Linked DNA regions of Homo sapiens: region 1 is linked to region 2. The links are chromatin loops, found by intact Hi-C in ENCODE. Cell type or tissue: heart right ventricle. All regions are shown on one strand. Each heading gives the region's core, and the rest is flanking DNA. Links, peaks and the distances in the headings are about the cores only.

Region 1 (9,978 bases), core at 1,106-9,105, 84 kb after region 2:
TGAGCTATGATTGCGCCACTGCATTCCAGCCTGGGGCAATAGAGTAAGACCTTGTCTCAGGGGAAAAAAAAAGATCATATAGTCTGAGGTAGAAATAATATTTACCATTTTTTTCATAGCACTACGCAGTGCCGAAATCTTATATTCAAAGTAATATGCAGCAAATGTAGACATGGTTGGGGGGTGTATGGTTAACATATGGATCCTACAAGTATCCTAAAAAAGTGAATCTAAATCTCCCCCCAAGATTGTGACAGAGACAATTACAGCAGGAATGTCTATGATTATTTCCTTGAGCAACATCTATGAGCTACATTTATATGTTTATGTATACATGTACAGCTTATAAAGGAAAAAATCACTGCCTACTATGTGACAAGTGTTATCAGACTGAGAATAATATACAGGCTTACTGAACATCTGTGACCAACAAAAGTGCCAAATGCCTATTTAATCCTCATAAAAACGTATGAGGTATTACTATTCTATTTTACAAAGGAGAATAGTGAAGTACAGAGAGGTTAAGTAACTGCTGAGCCAGGGTTCAAACCCAGATAACTCCAGACCCCTCAGTAAGAGCTGTATTGTTCCAAGGGATACATGAGAAGACTGGAGGAAGGAATTTTAAAAGCAGGAAAGAACTTGTCTGAAAACTATGAAAAATGTTAATAATGTCTACTACATGCTAATAATGTCTACTAAAGTACAACTGTGAAAAGGTTGTCAACAAAAATTCCTTATGACCCAAGGAAAACTAAATTTGCGTCCCAAGGCTCTTAAGCAACTGTATTTAAACTCTGCACTTAAAAATTCATATTACAAGGCCGGGCACGGTGGCTCACACCTTTAATCCCAGCACTTTGGGAGGCCGAGGCAGGCGAATCACAAGGTCAGAAGTTCAAGACCAGCCTGACCAACATGGTGAAACCCCATCTCTAAATACAAAAATTAGCCAGGCATGGTGGCACACACCTGTAATCCCAGCTACTCAGGAGGCTGGGGCAGGAGAATCGCTTGAACCCGGGAGGCGGAGGTTGCAGTGAGCTGAGATCGTACCACTGCACTCCAGCCTGGGAGACAGAGCGAGACTCCGTCTCGAAAAAAAAAAAAAAAAACTTCACATTACAAAGAAGCTTAAATTAAATGAATTCTGAACTTCATTTTTTTGCATTTTTTGCATACTGTCTTCCACATAATACTCAATTTTTAAACACTGTTAGCCAGGTTAGTTTGTTGCTCTAAGAAGATGTATTGCTACTACGACAACTACATGGCACTTCTGTACAAGAGATATCAAAAGTAAATAATTAGTATGGCTGTATAGATTATGTATCACTAAGGGGAAAAGACAGTTTACAATGGATAAATCTGGCAGACAGGAACTCAACCAATGATGAGATTTAACATCATCATTAATGAGACAAACCAACATGGTAGGTAAGCCTTTAAAAAGCTCCAGTGTAGCCGGGCGCGGTGGCTCATACCTGTAATCCCAGCAATTTGGGAGGTCGAGGTGGGTGGGTCACGAGGTTAGGAGTTTGAGACCAGCCTGGCCAACATGGTGAAACCCCGTCTCTACTAAAAATACAAAAATTAGTCGGGCATAGTGGCACACACCTGTAATCCCAGTTACTCAGGAGGCTGAGGCACGAGAATTGCTTGAACCCAGGAGGCGGAGGCGGAGGCTGCAGTGAGCCAAGATCACACCATTGCACTCCAGCCTGTGTAACAGAACAAGACTCTGTCTCAAAAAAAGAAAAAAAAAAAAAAAAGGAAAAGCTCAAGTGTATGACAATATTCACATCTTTTACTGAGTATCTGAATACTTATGCACAGAGCAGAATTCTCCAAATCAGCTAATACCTAGTCTGTATACACACACAAGAAATAACCAATAAATTATTCCCTTTAAAAATAAATAAATAGCAGCTGGGCACGGTGGCTCACAGCTGTAACCCCACCACTTTAGGAGGCCAAGGCAGGCAGATCACAAAGTCAAGAAATCAAGACCATCCTGGCCAACATGGTGAAACCCCGTCTCTACCAAAAAAATACAAAAAATTAGCCGGGCGTGGTGGCACGCGCCTGTAGTCCCAGCTACTCAGGAGGCTGAGGCAGGAGAATTGCTTGAACCTGGGAGGTGGAGGCTGCAGTGAGCTGAGATCGCGCCACTGCACTCCAGCCTGGCGACAGAGCGAGACTCCGTCTCAAAATAAATAAATAAATAAATAAATAGCAAATGAAGTGAACAGAAAACCCAGAAATAATAACGAGCTCTTACTGAGAGGCCTGAGGCATTATAAAATAACAACTTTCCACTCCGGCCTGGGCAAAAGAGCGAGACTCCGTCTCAAAAAAAAAAAAAAAGATAACAACTTTCAAAGAAAAAAATAACTTTGAATAAAAGCTAAATCCCTTCTTTTCAAGGTTACACTTTTTAAAAAGTGTTGAGAAAATGTAATAAAAATAACAAAAGAGTGGTATGTTTGACCAGTAATAAGAAACTAATATATAAAGAAGAGGAGGAAAGAAGACGTGCAATACGCAGAGTGGTGGAAAACTTCATGAGTGGAAGATTAAATCCGATGCAGAACTTAATAAAATGTGCGCCTTACTTCAAAGGAAGTTTAAAAATGGTGTTTACAAGGGATCTTTCTGGGGTATTGGAAATGTAATACTGGAGTGGGGTAATGGTTGCACATCTCCACAAAATTACTAAAAATAAACTGTACACTTCAAACAGGTAAATTCTGTAGTATATAAATTATACCTCAAAGTTATTTTTAAAGAACTAACATTTGTTCAACAAAGAAGGAAAAATTATATTAAGTTTATCTCACTAAACCATAAAAAGGAAGTGGCCAAGAGGAAAAGTACAGTAATTCATTCAATAGACAGAAAAATAAAAATGGAAAAATGCATAGATTAAGAAATGTTAATGTGTCCATTTCAGCCCTTGAAAGGACAGTATAGTATCTCCAGGTAATTCTGCTGCTCTTAACCAGATTTTCTTCTTTCATAGATATATGCACAAGTCCAAAGGAGAAGGAAGACTTCAGTTTAATTGCATATCACCTAGGAAAGAGCTGAACAATTTATTCTGACCCCCAATTACTGCATGACTGAAAGACATAGAGATGGTATCTCCCATGAGAGAAGAATTTCAAGAGAAAATTTAAAAACAGAAAATCAAATTTATAATTGTTTTAAAAGAATGTGTGGGCCAGGCATGGTGGCTCATGCCTGTAAATCCCAACACTTTGGGAGGCCGGGGTAGGAGAATTACTTGAGGCCAGGAGTTCAAGACCAACCCGGACAACACAGTGAGACCTCAGTCTCTACAAAAAAAAAAAAAAAAAAATTATTTTTTTTAATTAGCCAGGCGTGGTGGCACACACCTGCAGTCCTAGCTACTCCGGAGGCTGAGGCAGAAGGATCACTCGAACCCAGGAGGTCAAGGCTACAGTGAACTGTAAATGTTCCACACTGCACTCCAGCCTGGGTAATAAATCAAGACCCTGTCTCTTAACTTAAAAAAAAAAAAAAATCTGTGGACATTTTTTTTTTCTTTTTTTTTTTTTGGAGACAGGGTCTCACTCTGTCACCCAGGCTGGAATGCAGTGATGCAATCACACCTCACTACAGCCTCTACCTCCCAGGCTCAAGCAATCCTCCCACCTCAGCCTCTCTAGCAAATGGGACTACAGGCACATGTCACCATGCCTGGCTAATTTTTTTTGGTGTTTTTTGTAGAGACAGGATTTCACCATGTTGCCCAGGCTGGTTTCAAACTCCTGGATTCAAGCAATTCATCCACCTCAGCCGCCCAAAGTGCTGGAATTACAGGCATGAACTACCACACCCAGCCTGGTAATTTCTTTACAAGCATAATGACAAGAGTCAATTCCCTCAACCAGGTGAAACAGCCAAATGGGGAATTTTCTTGGTATTTTTGAAGAAAATTAATTTGCATTGGCTCAGGGACTTTTGCAGAAGTTTCCCAAAACAGCAGTACTGTACTTTTTTACTCCATTTGCAGATACAGAGATCAAGCAAAACTGCACCTATAAACAACCCCAATCCACACTTGCTTTGAGCTCTGAAAATATTAACCTACACTGACCTCTCCTGCACCAACTTCAGCAAATCCTAGGTCAAGAGCCTCAACTTCCCAAAACAGCACAGGTGTCTCTAATTTCAAACCCGCCAGTCTCCACCCTGCCTTTGGCTAATCAGTAGCAAGCCCCCAAAAAAAGAAAAAAATTAACTCATATAATTATTCTTTCCTTCTCCAGAAAACAAATGAAGTAACATAAAACACTACAAAATTCTATTTCCTCTAAATGGCTATTATAAATAGTTCAAGACACTGAGTCACAATATTATTCACCTAGACTTGAAAAGCTGTAATATCAATGAACTTGATATATTTCAGTAAAAGAACATACATGAAAATTTACAGTACAATGCCTAACTCCAGCAGGAATTCAATAAAAGTTGGTACCTTTCTTTACTTTCCATTAATTTTATCACACAGTATTTCCATGGAATAGTTTATTACCCCAATATAAAAGTAGAACAATAGAAAAAAGATAATTTACTGACCACACAGATCACACCCAGAAAATTCAGACCACTAGATGATGACAAAGGATTCATTTACAGAAGTTTAACTTTAATCTACCGTCTCCTCCTCCTTCCTAGACAGCAGCGTCAATTCCAAGGCCATGTTCCTTCTGCTATAGGAAGTGGCTACACTGTTTTTCCCTGTAGCAATGTACTAATCTCTTCTTTGTGACTGAGAGAAAGCCAGTCTCAAGAACCTGTGCTAAGTGTAGATGCAGCAAGAGTCCAGACTGACATCAACCCATAGAACCCCACACACAAGTTTACAGGATTCCTGGTTGGGGAGTTCCGTTTTGACTGTCAAGTTTACTCTGCAACTGAGCCAGGTCTCCTGTACCAATAAGCAACGGGAATCTCAACATACTTATGGTGGTAGAAAACTAGAACTACATGAACTAGCAGTAGCCTTTACCTTGACAGGAAATATTCTGACAGAAATAGTTTTGCAGAGCTGCGTGAACTGCCATCTATAGCTCTTTTTGCAGGCACCTGACATAAGACAGATACATAAGCCAAAGCTCTATCTGGTGTACTTTTGTTCAGGCCCAGGAGCTTAAGATAGGAACAAAGCATGTTGTGTCAAATCAAACTCTAGTGGTTACAGATGGACAGATCCTGTCATCAGTAACAAAATTTACAGTTGCCAGTAATGGCCTGGCTACTGTCTAGTCAGGTCCTTTGTTGCATTTAGTCTACCATTCACACAGGCTACTGATTTTTAGAGTGATCAGAATAAGCTAGCCTACCATTACCCACCACCCTAAATTGGTTTACATAATGGCTCCAACACAAAAACTTCTGCCCTCAAGGACTGGATTAAAGAGGTAGGGGTATGTGTGGGTGGGTACATGTGTAAATTCATGGTTCTGTTCTAGGACCACCAAAATTTTACATTGGTTATGTTGTTTCTTAGCATTCTCTACATTCTAATGAGATACTAGATGTAGTCCACAACATTAAACCACAGGACAGACCATCAGGAGGCACGATGAGTGAGACTGAAAAAGATAATGTTTCCCCAAACAATAGTCAAATCTGATCTATTCTAGGTCAGTACAATTGAAGATACTAACGACCACATTAGGAAAGGAGGGAGGGAAGAGTAAATAAATCTGGGACCTACCTTGCTTACAATTCCCACAGACAGATGAAATTCAATTCCATGCCAACCATACCCTCCGATCACTACAACACAAACAGAAAAATAAAAGTTCATGCAATATAAACAGTTCTTCCCATTCCTAAAAGGCGTTTGGTTTCAAAGGTAAGAAGCTGTTTCTTATCTCCTTTCAATCCTCTCCATGCACACAACAGTGTTAAGAGTTCTGTCACTGGTTAAAAAAAAAAAAAAAAAAAAGGCCCATGTAAGTGGAGTTAAATAATAGGTAACACTGATTGGGCACTTCCTATATGCTAGATACTGTTGCAAGTACTTAAATATTAAAACTAATTCTCACAACAACTCTATGAGACAAGTGTTTTTATTAACTCATTTTATATCCTTATATCCAAATGACAATTGTCCTATACCTCTGAAAACTGCTCTTATTGGTGTTGATAAATGCCTTTTTTTTTTTTTTTTTTTTTGGACAAGGAGTCTCGCTCTGTCGCCGGGCTGGAATGCAATGGCGCAATCTCAGCTCACTGCAACCTCCGACTCCCAGGTTGAAGCAATTCCCCTGCCTCAGACTCCCAAGTAGGCTGGGACTACAGGTGTGCACCATTACGTCGGGCTATTTTTTTTTGTATTTTAGTGGAGACGGGGTTTCACCATGTTGGCCAGGATGGTCTCGATCTCCTGACCTCGTGATCCACCTGCCTCAGCCTCCCAAAGTGCTGGGATTACAGGTGTGAGCCACCGCGCCCGGCCGAGAAATGCCTTTTAAATAAACATAGGCAATCTCTACCACCGTAGGTGGGTTATCATAATGGTTTGTATGTATAAGTGTTCTACATTCATCATTTACTTCTTGAGTCCTCACAATGTGATGAGCACTAATACCAGGTGCTGAAGAGGATTCATTCTCTTCCCTTAAGGAGTTGAGAAACTAACTGGACAGATAAGACAAAACAAAAACAGTTCAAGAAATGGAAGTCCTTATTATGAGGCATAATACAGCCTCTTTGTGCAATCATTCACAGTAAAAAATCAGCAAGCTCTGGGGAAAAGAGAGGAAGGCTTTACGTAAGAGATGCTCTAAAGCTGGACCTTTAAAAATAAGTTAGATCAGCAAAGAGTGGAGAAAGTCTTTCCAGGCAAGGAAAAGAGAACAAAGACATAACAGAGACAGAATCAATGGTATATCTAAAGTCTTTTTTTTTTTTTTTTTTTTTTTTTGAGATAAGGTCTCACTCTGTTGCCCAGGCTAGAGTGCAGTGGCATGATCACAGCTCACTGCAGCCTCAACCTCCTGGGATCACATAATTCTCCCATCTCCCTGGCCCTGAAGCCTTTCATAATCTGATCCCACCCAGTCTCACAAGCCTTTGCTCTCTGGCCACTAATGTCCCTCCTCCTCCCCATTACCCACACCAAACTTCCTCCTAGAACATACTGTCTTTGATAGTTCTACTGTTTCTCCTACTACCTAGAATGTTCTCTTTTCCCTGGCGGGTAACATTAATCCTGGCACTCAAAAAAAAATAGCCTCTGTTGTAAATAATTTTTATTATTTAAGATACAACTGAGGCTGAGTGCCGTAGCTCAGTTGGAAGAAGAAAGAAAGATAAAAGAAAATAAATTTAGAGGTTTGACTGTTATCAAAAAAGGAGGGGAGAGAAACAATTCCCAATTAAATAAATGAATTGTGGTTTTTAAGCAGTCCACCTCAACAGATATGGTTACATATACCCTCAAACTGAACACCTATGAAAAGGCCAGCACTTCGGGAGGCCAGGGTGGGAGGATCACTTGAGGCCAGGAGTTCAAGACCAGCCTGGCCCCATCTCTACTAAAAATGCAAAAATTAGGCTGGGCGCAGTGACTCACGCCTGTAATCCCAGCACTTTGGGAGGCCAAGGCGGGCGGATCACTTGAGGTCAGGAGTTCAAGAACAGCCTGGCCAACATGGTGAAACCCTGTCTGTACTAAATACAAAATACAAAAATTAGCTGGGCGTGGTGGCACGTACCTGTAGTCCCAGGTACTCGGAGGATGACGCACAAGAATCCTTGAACCCGAGAGGCAGAAGCTGCAGTGAGCCAAGATCACACTGCTGCACTCTAGCCTGGGTAACAGAGCGAGACTCCATCTCAAAAACAACAACAACAAAAAAATAGCTCGGAGTGGTGGTACACACCTGTAATCCCAGCTACTCGGGAGGCTGAGGCATGAGAATCACTTGAACCTGGGAGGTGGAGGTTGCAATGAGCCGAGATCACACCACTGCACTCCAGCAGCCTAGGCAACAGAGTGAGACTCTGTCTCAAAAAAAAAAAGCCAACTATTACTCTACTCATCTCTCCTCCATGCTCTCATGCTCTCATAGCATCTATTTCTCTGTTAACACAGTTAAAACATTTGGTTGTCCCCAGGTTTTCTTCTTCCTTTCTCTCTTACTTGTCTGAACAAGAATCATCTTTTATACAACTTTGTATCTCGCAAGACCTAGCAGTGCCTGGCAAGTAACAGGTGCTCATTATATACTTGCTGATAGAAGGCCCAACTGACCAGAATTTACAAAGTGAATAACGATCCATTTAAACAATCTGTTGTGTCAAAAGCTAGTGTACTTCTACATTCTCACGAATACGTCTGCTACGTAATTACACCAACAATTCATGAACAAAAAATTAAAGTGGATTCACTAAAAACCACCAACTAGTTTTTGCTTGACAACACAACCAGGTCCTTATCCATGCCAACTAAGACATAAATGAAAGGTAAACTAATTCAGTTGATAATTTAAATATTATGGTTGGTGATCTTTCTTACTAAAACGGTGCCACAGCTTTGTATGTAGAGTAGCTAAAGGTATTTACATTGGCTTTAGTCATGGATAAAGAAGGTTACAAATTTAGAAGTCCAATACAAATCCAAAGTTTATTTTTAGAAGCTTTCCATATGGTAGGAGTTTAAGAAGTAAAACAGCAGCCTTTTCTCTGCCGAAAGCAGAGGGTAGTAGAGCGCCAAAGGAGCAAACCCTCTCCTGACTCTGTGCCTGGCACTGCTTCACGCAGAGGAAGAAATGTGTAGGGTAAGCGAGAGCCTCACTGAAAATCAGTCACCCAAGGCAACAGGCATTTTGAAAGTCTGTGCTATTTGAAGGCTTAAGTATTAATTTTATACATGCCCATGTTCATTTAAAACATTTATGGCTTGGAACTTAAAAAATGTTCTAATGTGCTAGTTTGTCCACATATTAATCGAGTCTGCCAGGTTTGAACATGCCAAGTTTAAAATACTCTCCAGATCGTTATGCAAAGGTATGAGCTCAATCTTTTAGTCTCAGGAAAAGGAATTTAGGAGAGAATGACTAAAACAATAGTCCTTCAATGAAAGCTACAACAGAAAAAGTCAACTCCTAAATAGTGATGAGTTACTTTTTAAAAATACCTGACAGATTTCTTACATTAATCTCAAATTAAGATCCTGGATTTTAGCTCAAAGTTGTCAGACAATGTTATTTTTTGGTGGTTGTTTCCCTCCCCCGCCCCTCCCCAGCCTCCTAGAGAATGGATCTTGAAATTGATTGCTACATGAGACCATCTTATATAAAGGTTGTTTTAGTCATTCACTGACTAAGCCCCTTTAGAATCCAAGTCTAACTCATTTTATATTGAAATGAATTCTATTTTTATATGAATAGTATTACAAGCAAAATTATCTTAATCTTTTATCAGCATTAGAGAAATGCCAATAAAACCTAGAATAACTACACTTTTATAACAAGAACCTCAGAAACTAACACATCCAGTATTTTCATTTTCAGTTGGGGAACTACAGCACAAGAGTTCAGTGATCTGATAAAAGAAAAATGAGCCAGAATCTGATTACTAGTACAATGTATTTATTCTACTACATACTACTAAACACACTGTTTTTGAAATTACAACAGAAAAGTTTAAATATCCATTCCCTAACTGGGAAGATTTTAAAAATTAGATGTGTGTGCCCCCCCAAAATTGGAAATATTGTTCCTTAAAAACTTGGGTATTAGAGGCCAGGTACAGTGGCTCACACCTGTAATTCCAGTATTTTGGGAAGCTGAGGAGGGCGAATTACCTGAGGTCAGGAGTTCAGCCTAACCAACATGGAGAAATTCCGTCGCTACTTTAAAAAAAAAAAAAAAATAGCCAGGTGTGGCAGTGCACGCCTATAATCCCAGCTACTTGGGAGGCTGAGGCAGGACA
Region 2 (9,978 bases), core at 981-8,980:
TCTATCCCCAACCGAATGCTAAGCTCTTTGAGGAAAAGGATTAGCCATGTTGTTTACTTTTTTTGGCCACAAAATAAAACAGAGCTCTATGCAATGGATACTCAATAAACATTATCAGATACTCACAGCATCTAGTCCACTGTCTTTCAACAGATGCTCACAAATTACTGAATTCTTAGTAATTTATCATCATTGCCAACTTTCAGGCAAAGGGAAATGGAAAGACCTCAAACTCAAAATTAGCCCCTGCTAACGATAACATCTAGACTGTAGGGATCGACATTTATGTCAAAATGAAGTTAAAAAATTATCTATGAGTCTTATCCATCCTCTCTCATACTGTATCTAATCAAGAGACTACATGGCTTAATAGTCAGGTGTTTTGAGGTCAAGGGTTTAAACTCTAACTTCAGCATTTATCAGCTAGGTTCCAGTTTCTTGCAAAGTAAAATTTTACTTATCTTAAAGAATTGCTATTGGAGTTAAATGACATAACTACTTAAAGTGCCCGATACAAGAGAAGTAGTCAATACATGGTAGCTAATCTTACTGTTCAATAAGTAATGCCATGGTTTGAATATGTCCCCTCCAAAATTCAGGAGTTGTCAACGTGATAGTATTAGGAGGTGAGGCCTTTAAAAGATGATTAGGCTATGAGGGAACCTCCCTCATGAATGGGATTAAAGCCCTTATTAAAGAGGCTTCACACAGCTTTCGGGTGGCTTGCCCTTCTGCCTTATGCCATATGAGGACACAGCGTTCTTCTTCCCCTGCAGAGGATGCAGCCCTCACAAGACAACCAAACCTGCTGGTTCCTTGATCTTAGGACTTCTCAGCCTCTAGAACTATGAGAGATAAATTTCTGTTCTTAATAAATTACCCAGTGTCAGGTATTCTGTTGCAGCAGCACAAAATGAACTAAGACAATTATAAAGAAAAAGTAGATATAACATAGATTATATTATTAAAGTGCATTGGCCAGGCGCGGTGGCTCACACCTGTAATCCAGGCACTTTGGGAGGCCAAGGCAGGTGGATCAACAGGTCAGAAGATCGAGACCATCCTGGCTAACACGGTGAAACCCTGTCTCTACTAAAAATACAAAAAAATCAGCCGGGCATGGTAGCGGGCGCCTATAGTCCCAGCTACTTGGGAGGCTGAGGCAGGAGAATGGTGTGAACCCGGGAGGCGGAGCTTGCAGTGAGCCGAGATTGTGCCACTGCACTCCAGCCACTCCAGCCTGGGCGACAGAGCGAGACTCTTATCTCAAAAAAAAATAAATAAAGTGCATTATGACACCAATTCTTTGATAAAATATAGTATATAAAATATAATCCCTTCTTGAATGTGATCTGCTTCCCACTGTAGTGAACTTCCCCACAAAAATGATCTCTGCAGTAAGGTAATTTGCCAAGTAGTCTAGAAAATAAGATTGTGCACAGATGCACACTTATACTTCCCAGCATAACTCAGTTTTATGCAATATTTACATATTAATGGGAACTGAACACCCAGCTCTTTACTATTAAGAAACTGTGGTATTTATCCCCAATATCTTACAATCTACGTCTCACTGGCATTTGAAGGAGATGTGGCTTCTTCAGTGCCCAACGAGGTTGGATGTTCAGGGACTTATTCCAACCTACTTGTTAAGAATCTTAGGCAAATAATAATTCTCTAAATGGGGGGGTGATGAATCATGACTTTATTCAACTAGCTCATTCTGACTGCTGCATTTATCAACTACTGTTTTTCTATATACCATGTCTCTAAAACTAATGACCCCCATTTATCACCATTTTCACTGTTTAAGGAGAGTTTAAAAATATAGTAGCATAATACTATTAGCAAACAGCTAACCGAGTGTACTAGCTACCAGCAAGCACATGTGACACACAAAAAGTGCTCTATAAAATATGTCAATGAAATATTGCTGAATACACCATTATTTTAATTCTTCAATGACCACATATAAGAAATGCTGATTCTGCTTATTATGGTTGGTGAATTCTGACTAGGATACATTACGGTCTCCAATGGCACCTTGTTAAAAGCTGCTATGCCCCAAGAGAAGCATACTACAATCTTAGAAACTTCTCCTTTGGCCAGGCATGGTGGTTCAAACGTGTAAAACCAGCAATTTGGGAGACCAGGCAAGTGGATCACTTCAGTGCAGGAATTTGAGACCAACCTGGGCAACAAGGCAAAACCCCATCTCTACAAAAAATACAAAAAATTAGCCAGGCGTGGTGGCATGCATCTGCAGTCCCAGCTACTTCAGAGGCTGAGGCAGGATAATTACTTGAGCCTGAGAGTTCGAGGCTGCAGTGAGCAGTGATTGCACCACTGCACTCCAGCCTGGGTGACAGAGTGAGACCCTATGTCAAAAAGAAAAAAAAAAGAAACAAACAAACTTCCCAGCTGGGCGCCAGGGCTCACTTAAGCCCAGGAGTTCGAGACCAGCCTGGGTAACATGGCAAAATCCTGTCTCTAAAAAGAATACAAAAAATTAGAAGGGTGCCTGCAGTCCTAGCTATTAGAGAGGCTGAGGTGGGGGGATCACTTGAGCCTGTCAAGGCTGCAGTGAGCTATGACGGTGCCACTGCACTCCCACCTGTGTGACAGAGCAAGGCCCTCTCTGAAAGAAAAAAAAAAATTGTCCTAGATTAAGAACCACTGGGTTATTTCAAGGACTAAAGAAGTTGATTTAGGCCAGATGCAGTTGCTCACGCTTGTAATCCCAGCACCTTAGGCCAAGGTGGGTGGATCACGAGGTCAGGAATTAGAGACCAGCCTGACCAACATGGCGAAACCCCGTCTCTACTAAAAATACAAAAATTATCCAGGCATGGTGACACACACCTGTAGTCCCAGCTACCAGGAAGGCTGAGGAATGAGAATTGCTTGAACCCGGGAGGCAGAGGTTGCAGTGAGCCGAGATCAAGCCACTGCACTCCAGCCTGGGAAACAGAGCAAGAGAGAGCAAGACTCCACCTCAAAAAAAAAAAAAAAAAAAAAAAAAAAGGAGTTGATTTATATATAAAGTACGTAGAACAGTACCTGGGCACAGGTGCTGTTACTAAGATTAGCACAGTGGCTTCTAGGGAAACATAAGTTTCTCCTAGCAGCAATTGAAGACAATTAGATTCGTCCCCAATTTGATTAAGTAAACAACAAAAATTCAAATAAATCACAGATGCTGATAGGATGTGAAAAAATGTGTTTGTCTATTCCCAATAAGATTTATTTACGTGCTGGGCACAGTGGCTCATGCCTGTAATTCCAGCACTTTGGGAGGCCGAGGCGGGCAGATCATTTGAGGTCAGGAGTTCAAGACCAGCCTGACCGACATGGTGAAACCCCACGTCTATTAAAAGTACAAAAAAACTAGCTGGGCGTGGTGGTGCATGCCTGTAATTTCAGCTACTCAGGAGGCTGAGGCAGGAGAATTGTTTGAACTCGGGAAGCAGAGGTTGCAGTGAGCTGAGATCATGCCAGTGCACTCCGGCCTGGGCAACAGAGACAGACTCCGTCTCTCAAAAAAAAAAAAAAAAAAAAAAAAAAAGGATTCATTTAGACTCATTACCACTTTCTATGGATATAATGTATTCTGTTCATACTGAAATCTTTGGCCTCACAGTTGAGGTTGTCTCTCAATTGGAAGTTTCTTTAAGGTGGAAGAATGTTAGTAATATGTTCTTTCCATTGTAACTGTGGTTTGAGGGTACTTTTTTTTTTGCAAAGTAAGAGTCTGGCTTCTGGCTGGGCATGGTGGCTCACACCTGTAATCCCAACAATTTTGGAGGCCAAAACAGGAGAATCACTTGAGCTCAGGACCAGCCTGGGCAACATAGCGAGACTCTGCCTCTACCAAAAAAAAAAAAAAAAGAACTTGGTTTCTAAGATTATCATATGCTTTGTGTTCACGGTAGCTTTTAACAAGGTGCTGGTATCAACAGCTCAACCCTCAAACATCCATGCTAACAGCAGAAAATACATTGCACAGAAAGAAAAGATGGTAGACAGTATCTTTTAGAGTGGGCAGGAATGCTTGTATTTGTATTTAGTACTGAGTAATTATTTCCAATTTTCGAGGAAGTCACAAAGCTGCCACAAATTGTTTAACTATACAATTCTTCCTTTGCCAGGGTCCAGTGCCTGCTCAGCTTATCATTTCATACTGGCAAACAACTATACAACTTTTCCTCATCTGTGATACAAAGATTAAAATAAGCAGAGGTGGTCACATTCTAAATATTTCCTGGTTCACACCTTCCCCTATTAGGGAAATCACTTTTGGGCACAAAAGATCATCCATTCTAACTCTTACTGGGCAAATATCTTGTTTGTGTCAACTAAGTATTTTGTACACAGAATATAATGCCAATATCATTAAGTATTTGAAAGAAAGATTTGTCAAAAATATCCCTGTTATGACCTACTCTTAGGATAATCCAGGATTGATAAAAAGCCAAATTCTCCCCATAGCCGAAAGAGGTTTGCCTCAGCCTAAGGCTATTTTCCCTAAGTGAGAGTTTCTAAACTTTCTGGTGAGCTTCTCTTTCTCATCCAGCTGGTCAAAGTTTTCTGATAACAACATACCACACAACTGAAAAGCTAAGTTTCTCGGCCTGAATTTTTGTTTATACCTGATAGAAGCTACTGCTTTCTCCTAGTGGAAATTCAAAATACCTAAGTTTATCTCCAGAAAACTCTTCAAATACTTTCAGTAATCTAATGGCAACAGCTTTGCTACTAAAAATTTCCCAACATCTTCCTGTTTGGGCAGGTCTTGCTGAAATCCCCCTCCTCATAAGGAGGAATTTGAGAAAAAATACTGCCAACTTCAAGTTCCCTTAGGCAAATTTCCAGCCCCAGTGCAAGGCCATGAGGTTAAACATTTCTCAATGACGCAGGCTCCCTCAGAGGGAGGAACAAGAAAAAAAAAAAAAATCAAAACGTATTCTTCCCACTGCAGTAAATCAAGAAACAGCAGCCAAGTACTTTAAAAAAAAAAAAAAAGTGAAGTTAATACTGTTTGCTCTGCCAAGGCCCCCAGTGGGAGTACAGAACCCAAATGAGAGCTGTGGGATGAGAGAAAAAGAATTGCAGAACCAGCAATCCAGTCAAATTGACAGATATGTCTCCAGATTCTCTAGATAGTCTCTGGAGTACCAATACAGTGTAAGGTCCCAGCCACTGTATAATTTACAATAACTAGGACAACTAAAGTAAAGTGATTGAATTAGTGGCTGGGGGTAAGGAATGGTGTCACACATTAAGCAAATCATGATTCAGGATTAAAATGTACATTAGGTGAGAGGCCGGGAAAACTAAAGGAAAGTACATTTAAGCAACTTCTCGGTGAAGGAATATATAAGGCTGATCACAAAGAAGGCAAGCTCATGTGAGGGGCTGGTAGGGTTCTTGAACCTCTGGCCACCTGCAGATAAATAATTGATTGAAATAAAACCCGAAATGTTCTCCAGAAACAGATTAATACAAAACAGAATTTTAGAGTTCAAAAGGTCCTAAATGCTTACAAGAAAATGCCAGTGATGAAAATATCATGTGTACAGTGCTTTACTTCTCAAAGTGCTTTCACTGAATCATTAAATAAAAATTATTATGTACCTGCTATGTGTTAGGAACTGGCAATACAGAAATTGGATACCACCCCTGCTTTAAAGGGGCCATACTTCTAACAATGAGACCTGCTAGGAATGAAAATGCAGCAAACAATCAGTCTTTGGTGGTATGCAGTAAACATAAGGAGAGCACAGCAGAAGGGGCACCGAAGTTTCTGGGGGAATCAAAGACAGCACACATCTCAGAAGAGACAGCCCTTGAAGTGAGGCCAGAAGGCTGGCAAGCAGAAAGACTAACGGTTATATGCAAAGGAATATATGTGCTTTTTTTAAAAAAAGCACGAAGTGTTCTGGGAACCAAAAGCTGGTCAGTACTGCTGGGGACTGTGAGTTTGGAAGTGATATGAGATAACCACATAGTCAGAGACCAGACAAATAAAATAGCTTAAGTTTTACCCCACAAGAAATGGAAGAATTCTGAGCAGGAGAAAGAAAATGATTAGAATTGGTAGTTAGCGAAAGTATCTTGGCAGCTGAATGGACAGATTGGAGGAGAGTTGAACTATAGCCAGGGAGCCCAATAACAAGTCCCCTGAAACCACAGAGAAAAATGCTGACAATATGATATAGGGCAGAGAGACAAAATATAAGAAGTCAAGGTAGAGGTAAAATCTAGAGAACTCACAAGTCAAATAGATATGACAAGTACAACAAGAAAGGAGGAATTGAGACTGACTCCTAATTTTCTGGCTAGGGCAACTGGCACTATAAATTAGGGAATGCAGGTTGGGAGTAGTCACTGAGAATGGCGATATCAGTTTTAAGTGCACACTAGTCATTTAGATGTCCAGGTGGGAAGAATTAGTGGATTAACTGAATCTAGAACTCAGTAAACAGGTCAGGGATATAGATACATATACACGTATCACATGTGAATACCTTTCCTATTTGGAGGAAATTCTAAGACGGGGAAAGGCAGTCACCTTTTCCCACTACAGGAACTGACAGTAACAGAAATTCCCTCTCTCTGTTCCCTGGCATCTAGTTCACAAATATATAACCCAAGTCAATCAGATCCTCCTATGTAGATCTTTGAATATTGAAAGAATAACACAAAGGTGGAAAATATAATCAGAAATTATTCATGGCACTGTGGCAAGTGCCTACTGGTGGCAGTGCCAGTAGTAACAGATGTTCATGGGAGACCAGGCCAGCAGCAGTGGCAGAGAAGGTCCAGCAAGCAGTGCTAGAGAGAGTCCTCAGCCAACTGATCCCATTACATGGTCTTTACTATGTCTTGCCTCACTCAGTTTCTGCTCATTTTCTGAACTGTGTTATCCAGCCTTCCTTTTAAGGCTGTGCACTATCCAATACTTTTCCAATATATTTATTTTATGCTTAGGTGAACCAAGATTATGTGAAAAATCCTGAGTAGTACAGAACGAGGAGGGAACATAGAACAGGTGAGATGAGGCCTAGAATGGGCCCACTATATAGGGTGACTAGTAGGTCACTATGAAATTAGTTCATATGTGTCATCTCCTTCCATCCTTACGGTCCCTTGTGAGGAAAATAAGGCCAAGTACCATATCTTTATTTTAGGATAAATAAACTGAGGCTAAAAGAGATTAAGATCATACAGTTCTTTTTGCTATCCAAGAGTGTCCTCAAAAAAGTTGTTTTACAGGTGCTCATCAAAAGGAGATGTTAAATGAGCAATACTAATTCTTACAGCAAATGTCAATGGACACAGATGATAACCACACATGGGTCCCAATGCTGGTCTTCCAGCTTCTTCAATTTTGGTAATATAAAGAAGATCCTAACAGAAGCATTAAATTCCTTATAGACAATCACCTAGAAACATACCTAATGAGGATCCTTGCCATCATCCTTCCACTCAGGGTACCTTGGTTACTACTGAAAGAATACATCATAAGCTAAAGGGATTCCTCAAGTGGAAGAAAGGATCATCTATCCCTAACCATGAGAACCACTGTGGGAATGAGAGGTTGAGAGCTTTCGAAAGATGATTATTTCTCAACTTCATTCCTTTGGGATATGTCACAGCCAGTAAGGGAGAAATTGGAAAAAGCAGCTTTCACAAGCTGCCAAATCCATGTCCTAGTCCCAAGGGATAATTAGCCAGTGAGGTTTTGTGGAGCTGATGTAATGTTGGCAGAGGCTAATGTTTTATGGTTGAACATGTAGCCTCTTGAGTTTTAGCTACAGGGCTAAAAGGATGACATCCTGAAAAGCTAAGAAATTCATACCCATAACACCACCACTTCGCAATGTGCATCTTAAAAGTAATTTGTAAACTTTAACTGATCCATCTTTATCATGATTAGTTATGAACATTTGTTAAACTATAAATTCTCTAAATTTTATTTTATGTAACTATTTTGCTATGAAAAGAAATTTCTAGGTAACACAGACAATTTAGAAAGCTTAAAGTAACAAAATAATTAGAAGAAAGGAAAGTTTTACAAGGAGTGAGTCTGTTTGTGGCACTTTCATCCCACTACCACCACACCAAGTTTAAAGCCATCTGATGAGCTTATGAAAACAATTTTTGAAACTGAGTAGTCTAAGCCAAAAGTGTTCAGGAGTACCAAATCTCTCACAAAAAGTGTCAATCTTAGAAACCTTAGAAGTATTCTGAGATGCAGGAGGTAAGAATTAACGGACAAGAAGCAGAAATATTAAAACACTAACACTCTTGGTTTGAGTTTGAGCTGTTAAACTTCTTGCAGGCCTGGCACGGTGGCTCACGCCTGTAATCCCACCACTTTAGGAGGCCAAGGCGGGTGGATGACCTGAGATCAGGAGTTCGAGACCAGCCTGGCCAACATGGTGAAACCCCATCTCTACTAAAAATACAAAAATTAGCTGGGCATGGTGGTGTGTGCCTGTAATCCCAGCTATTTGGGAGGCTAAGGCAGGAGAATCACTTAAACCCAGGAGGCAGAGGTTGCAGTGAGCCAAGATCACACCATTGCACTGCAGCCTGGGCAACAAGAGCGAAGACTCCATCTCAAAAAAAAAAAAAAAAGAAAAAGAAAAGGAAAAGACAAAATGCTTGCCATTTAAAAAAAAAAATGAGTCCTTTGACTTAAATATGCCACAATGATCTCCAAATCCTGAACAAAACTAAGTACATTAATAAAAAAATAAAATCACTAATCAGTAAGGCAAAATATGTAGTGCTTTTAAATATGTGCTAGCTCCTTAATAAGAGACAACTTTTGGGCTGGGCGTGATGGCTCACATTTGTAATCCTAGCATTTTTGGGAGGCTGAGGCAGAAGAATCACTTGAGCCAGGAGTTTGAGACCAGCCTGGGCAACATAGTGAGAGCCTGTCTCTAGTTAAAGTAATAATTTTTTTTTTTTAAGTTAAAAAGAGGCCGGGCACGGTGGCTCACACCTGTAATCCCAACACTTTGGGAGGCCGAGGCAGGCAGATCACCTGAGTGAGGTGAAGAGATAGAGAACAGACTGGCTAATACGGCAAAACCCAATCTCTACTAAAAAATACAAAAAAATTAGCCAGACATGGTGGCATGTACCTGCAGTCCCATGTACTCGGGAGGCTGAGGCAAGAGAATCGCTTGAACCCAGGTTGGCAGTGAGCCAAGATCACGCCACTGCACTCCAGCCTGGGCAACAGAGCAAGATCCCATCTCTACAAATAAATACATAATTAAATAAATAAATAAATAATAAAAGTTAAAAAGAGAAACCTCTGATTCAACTCTGGGGAGAGGTGTATCCATTCAGGAATGTGGATATGAAAACTGTGGTTTATATATCTTTATAATTTCCTAAGAATTGAGAATCATGTTTCTTAAAATGAATGGTGGGGAGGGGGGAGTTACAGATGGCCAAAAACAAAAATGTCCCTCCTACATTTTTTTTTTTTTTTTTTGAGTCAGAGTCTCACTCTGTCGCCCAGGCTGGAGTGCGATGGCATGAACTTGGTGCACTGCAAGCTCCACCTCCCGGGTTCAAGCAATTCTCTGCCTCAGCCTCCTGAGTGGCTGGGATTATAGATGCAAGCCACCATGCCCGGGTAATTTTTGTATGTTTTTTTTTAGTGGAGACAGGGTTTCACCATGTTAGCCAGGCTGGTCTCAAACTCCTGACCTCAAGTGATCCACCCGCTTCGGCCTCCCAAAGTGCTGAGATTACAGATGTGAGCCACCACGCCCAGCCCTTCCTACCTCTTACAAAGGAACGGTTTGTACATGCTCTTCAGGGAAACATTTCTTTGGAGAAATAGTTGGGTTGAAGGACCTGGACACAGAATGAAATGGTTTCTCCTCAATTTCTCCAATATTTCTTCCTTTTTTTTTTTTTTTTGAGACAGAGTCTCACTCTGTCGCCCAG

What was found. Peaks named below come from ENCODE experiments on the same cell type or tissue, not always from the same donor. Only the 100,000 strongest peaks of a DNase experiment are listed, where the experiment ranks them.
Region 1: it touches region 2 in a loop (2.0-fold over the local background); 7 of 110 quality-filtered maps call a loop at or near these places.

What each region holds. Positions count from the first base shown.
Region 1 is chr22:40,588,925-40,598,902 of GRCh38, forward strand. MRTFA (myocardin related transcription factor A) reads right to left here. Exons shown (of 15, transcript NM_020831.6): 2 at 5,750-5,811. Among named protein-coding and RNA genes, the nearest start is that of MRTFA, 43 kb to the right of the region's middle. RefSeq lists a silencer at 4,521-4,815 and enhancers at 4,661-4,860, 5,441-5,650. In heart right ventricle, for the core only: no CTCF peak of the experiment used is centred there; no DNase peak of the experiment used is centred there; H3K27ac peaks cover 798 bases.
Region 2 is chr22:40,504,976-40,514,953 of GRCh38, forward strand. All of the region lies in intron 3 of MRTFA (myocardin related transcription factor A), which reads right to left. Among named protein-coding and RNA genes, the nearest start is that of MRTFA-AS1, 12 kb to the right of the region's middle. RefSeq lists an enhancer at 5,610-6,154. In heart right ventricle, for the core only: no CTCF peak of the experiment used is centred there; a DNase peak (open chromatin) is centred at 4,953; H3K27ac peaks cover 6,673 bases.